3 separate regions of the Mus musculus genome follow, and all the other regions are linked to region 1. Evidence: chromatin contacts called from ENCODE POLR2A ChIA-PET data. All regions are on one chromosome and are shown on one strand. The core of a region is the stretch at or near the end of the contact, and the rest is flanking DNA. Distances in the headings are between cores, read along the strand shown.

What was found. ChIA-PET counts read pairs that join two places held with the same protein, here RNA polymerase II (POLR2A).
Region 2: POLR2A ChIA-PET joins it to region 1 with 21 read pairs in embryonic stem cell. The contact joins the promoter of Ubb here to the promoter of Zswim7 in region 1. POLR2A ChIA-PET finds 5 or more read pairs at or near these places in 3 of 5 experiments (Patski and embryonic stem cell).
Region 3: POLR2A ChIA-PET joins it to region 1 with 16 read pairs in embryonic stem cell. The contact joins the promoter of 2410006H16Rik here to the promoter of Zswim7 in region 1. POLR2A ChIA-PET finds 5 or more read pairs at or near these places in 4 of 5 experiments (Patski and embryonic stem cell).

What each region holds. Positions count from the first base shown.
Region 1 is chr11:62,279,136-62,282,688 of GRCm38, forward strand. Zswim7 (zinc finger SWIM-type containing 7) reads right to left here and starts at 2,260. Exons shown (of 5, transcript NM_027198.1): 1 at 2,122-2,260. The coding sequence starts at 2,197. It overlaps Ttc19 (tetratricopeptide repeat domain 19), which reads left to right and starts at 2,338. Exons shown (of 10, transcript NM_028360.2): 1 at 2,338-2,558; 2 at 2,650-2,753. The coding sequence starts at 2,378.
Region 2 is chr11:62,549,694-62,553,569 of GRCm38, forward strand. It overlaps Ubb (ubiquitin B), which reads left to right and starts at 1,478. Exons shown (of 2, transcript NM_011664.4): 1 at 1,478-1,902; 2 at 2,447-3,520. The coding sequence starts at 2,453. The coding sequence ends at 3,370.
Region 3 is chr11:62,601,330-62,604,688 of GRCm38, forward strand. It overlaps 2410006H16Rik (RIKEN cDNA 2410006H16 gene), which reads left to right and starts at 1,548. Exons shown (of 5, transcript NR_030738.1): 1 at 1,548-1,694; 2 at 1,906-1,953; 3 at 2,268-2,317; 4 at 3,074-3,137; 5 at 3,326-3,359. Snord49b (small nucleolar RNA, C/D box 49B) reads left to right here and starts at 1,757; the gene lies at 1,757-1,819. Snord49a (small nucleolar RNA, C/D box 49A) reads left to right here and starts at 2,131; the gene lies at 2,131-2,192. Snord65 (small nucleolar RNA, C/D box 65) reads left to right here and starts at 3,201; the gene lies at 3,201-3,257.

The DNA.
Region 1 (3,553 bases), core at 1,010-3,509:
ATTTCCAACATGAAACTTAATACCTTTTTGTAACCCCCCCCCCCCAGCCTGAAATCTGGCTGATCAGGTTTGACTGTTAGCACTAAGAGAGCATGGGGATGAAGCCTGCCACCCTATCGTTCTGCCACTCCCACTGCTACTACCTGCCACCTAGCTGTTCCAGAGCCAACACATGGTCACCTGAAACTGGACTCCAAGGATGATTTGGCGGGAATGGGCCCCTCCCCCTTCTTCATAACCCCGTGTCTCCAAATAGTAAAATTGAACCTTGATCAGACTAATGTCTTGGTTCCATCCTTTCTCGTGCCGCCTAGTTCCCTCTTTTCTTCCAGATTCCAAGATGCCTCCCAGGCTAGAACTCAGACATGTGGGCCGCTGGCCGCCCTCAACACCTTTTAACCAAGCGTGAGAGCAGAAAAACCTTTTTCAGACATTCAAAGCCGCAAAAGCATAGTTCATGCCTTCTTCAGAAACCTACTGAGGTGTGTACTGCATACAATAAGACAGGTAACAATACACAAGTGGATCAACAAGAGGAAAGTAAACTGTAGGATGTGCTAACACAAGACCCAAACTGGGAAAAGAGAATTCCCAGTTAACACTGAAGGAAGACAGCAGCAGCCCAACCGGACAGCAGCCAGTCCATACTAGGGAAGTCGGCAGGCTCTTCGCAGATTCCTTTATGAAAATGTAACTGATAAAATGTCTTTTTTACCTTAACATTTTGAGTGGAGACCTGTGATAGTGGCATAAAATTTCAAGTTCAAGTAAAAATACATATGTAGAAAACTAAACAAGCTTAGAAAGCCGAGATGGTTATAATTCAGGGGAACCAAGTTACCCAGGAAAGGAAATCATAGCTTCTATATGGTCAAAATCATATACATGCAACCTGGACTTATATTCTGCACGGTTACCAAGGAAGATTGGGGATTAGAAAGGAATACCCAGACCCAATACTGAAAACTGCTCTACTGAAAAATAAACAGGAATTGAGAGTCTGCTCCTGTGTAAGGGGGCCCCTTCAGTTACTGGCATATGGATTAACCAACAGCCCTGTTCTGTAAAACTCATCTCGTTCCAGCATCTCAGAACATCTGTGGTCAAATCCTGGAAGCAAGACCTCACAACAGACTAACACCCCACAACTTCTTTGAAGTCAAAGCATGTTTGAATACCTGGTTGGCTGAATCTTTTACGTAAAAGACCAAAATGAGACTATTCGTTTACTTTTCTAGTCCCATTGAAGCAGTAACTCAAACCAGTTCACAGAGCACAATCAATGAACAATAGGAGTTTTGTGCTCTAATTTGGCTATCATTTAGAGAGGCTATTTTTGGGGAGAGTGCTTTAATTAGTCTACACTTCAAAAGCACCCCCCACCCCACCTCCAGTTTTTTGAGATAAAGTCTCCAGCAGCCCAGTCTGGCCTAGCATTATGTAGCTGAGGTTGACCTTAAACTTTCCCTTTTTCTTTCTTTCTTTTTTTTTTTTTTTTTTTTTTTTTTGTCTCCACTTCCCAAGTGCGGAGACTACAGCCATGTGCCCAGTCTTGTGCGGTGGTGGGGAATCCACGGCAGCTCTCTACATGCCAGGCAAGCCTCTTTACCAGCCGAGCTGCATAGTAGATCCTCATTACTAGTTTTCCCCTTTTGGTAGATCCTCCTACTCTGGTGAGTAAGCAAAGATCATCCTTGGTCGGTCATTTTGTTGGAGACAGGCATAGGGCGACCTCTACAGGCCAGAGGGAAGAAGTAATTTTCAACTTCCCGATTTTTTTTTAAAGGTTTTGCCTCCCTGAATGTTTTTTAGTAAAATCTATTTACTAAACAAAGTAGTAAACAAGGGTATTATTTTTAAACTTTGCATCACGGATTGTGGATAAAGATTCTGAGTAACTCGAAATTGTCTACGCATCTGCCATTCCGCATCCCAGCCCTCGCCCACTCCTTGGATGTACCCAGTGGCTCTCTTTAAGTACCGGGGTTCCCGCACACCGGCTCGCACTCAGGGATCTGACGTCTAGTCACTCAAATCCCTCTATTTAGTTAAGCGATTTAAGGGGCCCAGGCTTCAGGGACATAACCATGCGGGGTAAGAATAAAAGCCCGCAGGCCGTACTTCTCGCGCTGTCTCGCACAGCGGCGGCCATCTCGCTCAGGAGCTCTTCCACCACCTCCGGGAGCGCGACCGCCATGGCACGCCGCCCGTCTTCTCTCCTCCCGGGCGCTGCGAACTTCACGCGCCCTGCAGGCCGGGGGCGGGGCGGGGCGGGACGAGACGGCGTGACGTCAGCATGCGTCATCGCGCATGCGGACTGGCGGGGCGTCCCGGGCCAGCCGTGGCTTAGTGGATCTCTGAGGGAGGACCCGTCGGCATGTTCCGGTTGCTTCGCTGGCGTCTGGGTCGAACCCTGCTGCGGGCCGCGGGCCGGCGGTGTGGGGGTTGTACGGCGCGCCTGCTGCCGGAGCGGACGGGCGACGCGGGGACGGGCGCGGAGCGGCTGCGGACCCGAGGCGCGCCGGCGCGGGGGCACGGGGTGCTGCCGCTGTTGGCAGGTGAGCGGTGCGCTCCGGGCGGGGCCGGCCCGGCGGGGGCGGGGACGCGGGCACGGGCCGGTCCCGGTGACCTCTGAGCCGCTTCTCGCAGCTCTCGCCTGGTTCTCGCGACCCGCGGCGACGGCCGAGCAGCCGGGAGAGGACGCGTCAGACGAGGCGGAGGCCGAGATCATCCAGCTGCTGAAGCAAGCCAAGGTGAGGGGCTCGACCGGGCGCGCGCGCTCTCTGCTCCGGTTTCCCGAGGCCTGGATGGATTGGCCCTGGGTGGAAGGTTGGGATCCATCCAGACTGGTCCAGAGCGAATCCTGCAGCAGAATCGCTGCAGTTGTGAGTGCAGGTGGAGACCCTCACATTTCCTTTATTTATTTATTTATTTTGTCCAAACGTATTGATTGAGGATGTTTTGCGAGGGTGGCTTTAATCAGCTAACCTCCAAGCCGAATGACATTTTGTTCATAGACTATGAATGACGCCCCGAAAATGCAATTTAGTATCGTTTATGCCTATTGGTTTGCGTCTAAATCTGTTTCTCCACATCCTTTTTTTCCCCCCTCCAGGTTTATTTCATCTCTTCCTACGGGTTCAATATCGACTTAATGCCAACAACGTCCAGATTTGTGTTCAGACTGCAGTGTGTCATTGACATGCTGTCTCTATTGCAAGGCCACAGCTATCTCTCAGATTTAGCATGCCCGGGACTAAGCACTTTTTCTTAAATTCCTTCCCCCCAAATATGGCTTTAACAGTGTTCTCTCTATCACCTAAAAAATTAAGCCTAAAAAATCATAGTGGTTCCTCAGGCGGACCCCTGTGTTTGAAACCAGCTTGCTCTACAAAGCAAGTCCAGGACAGCCAGGATTCTGTTACACAGAGAAACCCTGTCTCAAAAAAGAGGAGAAAAAAAAAAAAAAAAACAGAAAATAATCATAATTGTTCTTAAAGTGTGTTGTTGATAATTCCCAGTTACAGCAGTAAACACAGTTGCCATCAAATCC
Region 2 (3,876 bases), core at 228-2,727, 270 kb after region 1:
CAGATATAAAATACTTTTTAAAAAAATCTGTTTACATCATGCTGGGCACGATGGTCCGTGTCTTTAATTCCAACACTCGGAAGACAGAACCAAGAGAATCTCTTGTGAGCTCTTGATTTACATAGTCATCCCAGGCCAACCAGGGCTACAGAGTGATGGCCAGTCTCCAAGGGGTGGGGCTAGGGGTGAACACAGCACAAGCAACAAAAACTATGCTACGGAAAAAAAAATCTATCTTGTCCAGATGCCATTCTTTTGAAATATTATTACTGGGTTGAAGTCACCAAACGATCTACTTTGAAAACAAAACAAACTAGGAAGCAATAACCCGTCTGGCAATTGCTGGAACTTACCCCAATGAAGTCATCGCATCAATCATAAGATCAGCACTCTGGCTGAGTCTGTGCCTCAAAATGTCTGACTCAGACATACTCTGCTTGTTGAAACAAGGTCCGACTCATGCTTCCTAATAAAAATAAAATACTATGCAAAGGAGACATTTTCTGAATTTCAATTCACTTCAAATAAAATTCTACCTGCTCTTTATTCTAGAAAGCAGACTTTGGGCTGGGGAATCAAACTGGAGCTTTTGGTTCATGCTAGGCAAACCAGCTATGTTCCTAACGTTTCCTTCAGTAATATGGTAATAACTCGTAAACCTTTACAGAGTGAAGTTTAATCTGTTAGCGTAGCTAGACTTCTTACTGTACGGAAGCCGGTAGCCTATGCAAACAAAACTGTTTACATGGCCATCCTCGTGACTCCGCATGACAAAGCAATCCGAGCAGTTCTGCTCCTTCCTTGTTGATCTCGATGAGGGAAAAGCAACCACACCCAAAACCTCAGAACCTAGTCCTGAGGTTGAGGTTCTAGGATTAACGGGCCCCTTCCCTTCCTTTGCACAATAGACATCCCAATGGGAGAGGTGGGTGAACCCCGGGTACTGAGTCTAATAGGCATTTCTCCTCTTTCCTTCCTTTGTTTGTAGATTGCTGGGGAGGGAGAGAATCTGTAAGTCCGGCCGGGCTCTGGGCTGGGTCTCTGGCTAAATCCTCAGCTTCCAGCCCGGCAGCCACCCCACTCCCACCCACATCTGGGCCCGTGGGCGGCTAAGCCACAAGACAAAACAACTAAAAACACTGGCTACGGAAGCATCAATGCTCATACTGGAGGGGGCCTGGGCGAAGCTAGAGTCCAGCCAGGGGGAGCAGGGTGAGGTCGCAATTCACCCTGTGGCGTAAAGCCGCCGAGCGATGGGTGCGAGAGAACCACGGGGAACTCGGGACGCGGGGTTCCGGACGCGGGAAGAGAAGACGCCCCTCCCCCACCTCAAGCAGGAAACATCAGTATTTCGCTAAGGCGAGCGCCCGCACATGCGCACTCGGTTACTTAGCAACGTCGACGTTAAACTGCCCGAGAACCGAGCCCAGCAACAATCGAGCGGCCCGCGACCTCCACCAATCAGCGTCGGCCTCATCTTTGACTCCTCACCAATCAGCGCTGGCGCCGCAAGGAGGTTTCCAGAGCTTTCGAGGGAGGGCCCTTTAACTTGGATTCATCCGCGTGATGATTTTTTCAATTTTTTGCACGAGAGGAGACGAGACGCCGGGAATACAGTGTCTCTCGTTTGGTAGTACTCTTTTCTTTGGTTCTGAAGAATCGGGAGCTCGGCAAAAACGCCTAATTGGTCTGGGGGAGGTGGGGGCCCGCGGAACTACTTTCGGTGGCGCAGGAAGACAACAGCTACGTAGGAGTGAGCAGTCACGCAACAGACGCTGCATAAATAGCGGCTCGCGCGGCCACTGAGCTCAGTGACGAGAGGCTTTGTCCGGTTCGGCGGTCTTTCTGTGAGGGTGTTTCGACGCGCTGGGCGGTTTGTGCTTTCATCACATTTGTTAACAGGTATTTGTCTACGGCGTTTGAATCATGGGAGGATTTAGAGAGGGGGCTTACGTGGTGCTAAGCGGGCCTTTTTTTTCTTGGGGTGGGGGAGGGGAGCGAGGTGACGTGACGCGGCAACGGGCCTTCCGGGAAGAGTGGGCCTTGGTCGCGTGCGCGGAGCGGGGGCGGCCCTGGCGCGCGCGCCAGGGAGCTTAACGGACGCTTAACCGATGGAGAGTCCATCGTGGTTATTTCAGTGGGGGGAGGCAGAAAAGAGGTACTTCTCACTCGGGCATTGTTTATTACTTGAATTTTTATCGATGGCTTCTGGTCTGGATATTTTTTATTTTCAATTTATCATGTCTATTGTTAGCGAACTTGGATGCCCCGCAGTTGATGAATGTTCCAAATGCCAGTTTAGTGTTTTGGAAAGGTTTAGCAGTTTGAAACCATGACAAAACAGGTTTTATGTTATGACAAAAAGGGGAGGAGTTTTGAGTAGAAGTATTTTGTAGGGAATCGAAGATTTTAGTAGGCTTTTAAATTTTTACCTTTTAAATTCAAGGTCAAAATGCAGATCTTCGTGAAGACCCTGACCGGCAAGACCATCACCCTAGAGGTGGAGCCCAGTGACACCATCGAGAACGTGAAGGCCAAGATCCAGGATAAAGAGGGCATCCCCCCTGACCAGCAGAGGCTGATCTTTGCCGGCAAGCAGCTGGAAGATGGCCGCACCCTCTCTGATTACAACATCCAGAAGGAGTCAACCCTGCACCTGGTCCTTCGCCTGAGAGGTGGCATGCAGATCTTCGTGAAGACCCTGACCGGCAAGACCATCACCCTGGAGGTGGAGCCCAGTGACACCATCGAGAACGTGAAGGCCAAGATCCAGGATAAAGAGGGCATCCCCCCTGACCAGCAGAGGCTGATCTTTGCCGGCAAGCAGCTGGAAGATGGCCGCACCCTCTCTGATTACAACATCCAGAAAGAGTCAACCCTGCACCTGGTCCTCCGTCTGAGGGGTGGCATGCAGATCTTCGTGAAGACCCTGACTGGCAAGACCATCACCCTGGAGGTGGAGCCCAGTGACACCATCGAGAACGTGAAGGCCAAGATCCAGGATAAAGAGGGCATCCCCCCTGACCAGCAGAGGCTGATCTTTGCCGGCAAGCAGCTGGAAGATGGCCGCACCCTCTCTGATTACAACATCCAGAAGGAGTCAACCCTGCACCTGGTCCTTCGCCTGAGAGGTGGCATGCAGATCTTCGTGAAGACCCTGACCGGCAAGACCATCACCTTGGAGGTGGAGCCCAGTGACACCATCGAGAATGTGAAGGCCAAGATCCAGGATAAAGAGGGCATCCCCCCTGACCAGCAGAGGCTGATCTTTGCCGGCAAGCAGCTAGAAGATGGCCGCACTCTCTCTGATTACAACATCCAGAAAGAGTCGACCCTGCACCTGGTCCTCCGTCTGAGGGGTGGCTATTAATTATTCGGTCTGCATTCCCAGTGGGCAGTGATGGCATTACTCTGCACTCTAGCCACTTGCCCCAATTTAAGTTTAGAAATTACAAGTTTCAATAATAGCTGAACCTCTGTTAAAAAATGTTAATAAAGGTTTTGTTGCATGGTAAGCATATATGGTGTCACTTGTGAAATTCTGTGGTGGCTTGGGTGGTGGGGGCTCTTAACTGATTATTTTGGGCATGATTTAACTAAAGATTGGTCTTGACTAAAATATGCATCATTTACAGCTTATACTTGTATGACATCGCAATTTTGTTTAGTTAATGGCAAAGCCTTAATGTCAGTTTGCCACAGAAGGGGTGGGGCTTGCCATACAGCCTTTGTAACTTTGCTTATTTAAGTACTTTTTTAAATTGGTGGTTTGGGGGGTCTCTAGGTCACACTGATTTGCATATGATTGCTTGGGTAAGATACCAGCAGGTTGGATTTCTTAATGCTGGTTGTGATAATTCTTTAGGAAGAAAACCA
Region 3 (3,359 bases), core at 298-2,797, 320 kb after region 1:
CTTGTTCTGTAACAAGTTAGGCAATGGTGGTGGCACATGCCTGTAATCCCAGCACTCGAGAGGCAGAGGCAGGCAGATCTCCAGGTTCAAGATCAGCCTAGTCTACAGAGCAAGTTCCAGGACCGCCAGTGCTACACAGAAAACAGCACCTGTCTCGAAAACGGCACCAAACCAAAACCAACCAACCAACCAAGCAAACAAAAACCCAAGACACTTCCAATATAGAACATGGTATTTGGGGACCCATGAATCTTGTGTTCCTGGCCATGGTCAAGCATATTTGGCTCCAAGGGAAATTATCTTATTCCCTTTAAGAATGTTTTGGCCTGGACTTCCCTCCCTCCATCAAAATTCTGTTTATTCCTCAGACCACCAAGATTGCAGTCTCATGACCACCTGTCTAGTTCTGTCAAAATGAGTTGCCTCCTCAGCCTATTTGCATAAGAAGTGCATGCAAGCACTTATGTGTGTGTTGCTGGGTAGAACCCAGCATATCATATATACTAGCTCAACAGATTTTGCACTGAGGTGTTTTGAGACAGGATTTCATTCCGTAGGCCAGGCTGGTCTTGAACTCACAAGAACCCTACTCTAGTCTTCAGGTTCACATATCCCAGGCTGACCTCATAGCTGAAGATGACCTTGAACTTCTGATTCTGCTGCCTCCACATACCCAGAGCTTGGGAGTTTGTCACAATGTCCAGTTTATGAGGTGCTGGGGATGGAGCTCAGAACTTCATGTTTGCTAGGGAAACACTGCATCCCCAACCCTTGAGAAAATCAAACATACTCATATACTGAAGGCATAGCATTAGCAGTTTTCTATTACCTATGCCCGATGCAAGTCTCTCCAGTCAGAAGTGGAAAGAGCAGGGGGCAATGGAAATGGATCAAGAGCTCTTCTTGATTCTACAGTTCTCTAAGGAATGTGATGAGGGCCGTCTGCATAGGGCCTTGAGAGACTCCGTGGATATGTTGTAAAAATAATGGGGTGCAGAACGGCCCCAATCATTACACTTTTGTAACAGCGTTTGTCTTTGAACGCGGTTTCGTGTGTGTTAGCGTAGATGAGCCAGGCTCTCCACCACCCAGTTAGATTATATAGGCCCGCTTTTTTTTTTTTTTTTTTAAATTTAAAATAGAGACAGGGGCTCATTAAATTGCCCAGGCTGGACTCGAATTCTTGCGTCGGGTTCCTAATCGATTACGATTACAGGCCTGCACTGTCAGGTCTGACTACACATTTCACACACTACACACGTTCACAAAGGACTAATAAGTCAGGGAAGACAACGAGGACGGAAAACCGCGGAAAGGATGTCGAGTCCGCGCTTAACCCAACACGCAGGCGCGCTGGAGCTCGCGCGCTCTTCGCTACCCAGAATCCCCCGGGGCGGGGGAGACCACTCGCTCAACAGAACGGGGGAGGCCTGGGTCGCGAGGCGGGCCGCTGGAAGTTCCCGTGAGCCTTTGCCGCCCTCACCTCCCTGGGGTGAGGAGTGGTCTATTCCTAGCCCTTAAGAGGAGGGCGCTCACGCGCCGTCTTTCTCTGCGGCCATCATGGGATCGTGCTCTTCTCGCTCGTTGAGCTGGTCCCTTCGCCGTGGCCTGCTGGTGACGGTCTGGAGCGATGCTGAGCCCGGGCCCAGCCTCTCAGCTCCGCCTTGTGCGCTGCACAGATCTAGGGGAGCCTGGTAAGTCGAGGTCTGCATCGCGGGGCGCCGCGCGTGGGCGGGGTGTCGGCTGCAATGATGATGAAACTAGAAAAAAAAGGAAGTGCCGTCCGATGCGACAACTGACGACATCCCTAGTTAGCTGACTGCAGTCGTTTAAGCCTCGGCGACCCAGTGCTGAACACAAGTGTTCTAATTGCCCCTCATGACTCTTACTCTTCTAACCTTTCAGACGGGACGTTGACAACGTGGAATAGGAGCAGTATCATCCCACCATGAGGTAAGGGTTTCTGGAGTATCAGGTGGGGTTCATAGACAAGAGGCTGTGTAGCTTTCGCTCCAGGGACTCCCAACATACCCTGGCCCATGTGGGCACATACATAAATTTAAGACGTGTCTCCATTTAGTGGCTGGAACTACTAGTTGGAGGACAGCAGAAAGCTTGACTGCTGTGATGAGATGACTAAGTAGGAAGTGCCGTCAGAGTCGATAACTGACGATAACTGCTCCTGGCTGACTGCAGTCAAGCCCACACCGGTGGCTGGGGTTTAGGTTTAACTTGGGCTGGACTTTTAACAACTGCTGTACTTCTAGGTTGGGGATTTAAGAGTGGAAGATTGCCAACAGCTGTGGCCTCCCATGAGGTAAGCTTTCAGCTTGGGATTTTAGACCGTTTTGATTTGAGCTAGAGTGTTCATGTATGAGCATCAGTTTTGCCTGTACTCAATACTGGTTGTAGCTGATGGGGGTGGTTAAGTAAGGCAACAGTGCACAGCTCTTACTGTAGAGCCATTTTTTTTTTAAGATTTATCATATCTAAGTACGCTGTAGCTGTTTTCAGATGCACCAGAAGAGGGCATCAGATCTCATTACGGATGGTTGTGAGCCACCATGTGGTTGCTGGGATTTGAACTCCGGACCTTCCGAAGAGCAGTCGGTGCTCTTAACCACAGAGCCATCTCCAGCCCCCTATAGAGCCATTTTTGTGTGTGTTTGCTGTCTTGATGCTAGAAAAAAATGGCACCGGACTTAGGTGGTTGTGAGCCACAATTAGTGCTGGCAGTCAAACCTGGTCTTCTAAGAACTTAGACCTTCTAGTCCATTAACTTGGGTCTTAAAATTTTCAGTTAATGTGGTCTTACAATTGAACCCAGTTGGGCTGGTTTGGCTAGTTGTAAATGTATTTTAGTAATTTGAAAAATACTTCCCTTTTAGGTCTAGGATGTGTTAAGAACTGTAGCTTTCTTGAGAAGAGGCAGGCAGAGTTCAGGCCAGCCTCGTCTACAGTAGTGAGCCAGGGCTACAAAGAAATCCAAAAGAGAAAAGCCAGGGTGGGAGGGCAGCCATTGATTTTGCAAGGCTGTTATATATAATGTCCTGTTTTCTGCAATCCATTTTAGGGTGTCCCCTTTCAAGTTCTCAGAACGGACGCAGGACTGCAGATCTGTGCTGGCAGCAGCAGAGGTGAGTTGGTCTGTACAGTGACTATCTGTTATTACTCTGAGAGATATCAAATGATGATATCACCTAAAATAGCTGGAATTACCGGCAGATTGGTAGTGGTGAGCCTATGGTTTTCTGAAGATATCATTAAATGTTCTAAATGCCATTGATCCAGGCAGGAGTGATTCTGAAATTCAGCTCTTTTGCAGGCTATATTCCCAGAGGAGTCTCCAGCCGGCCTGA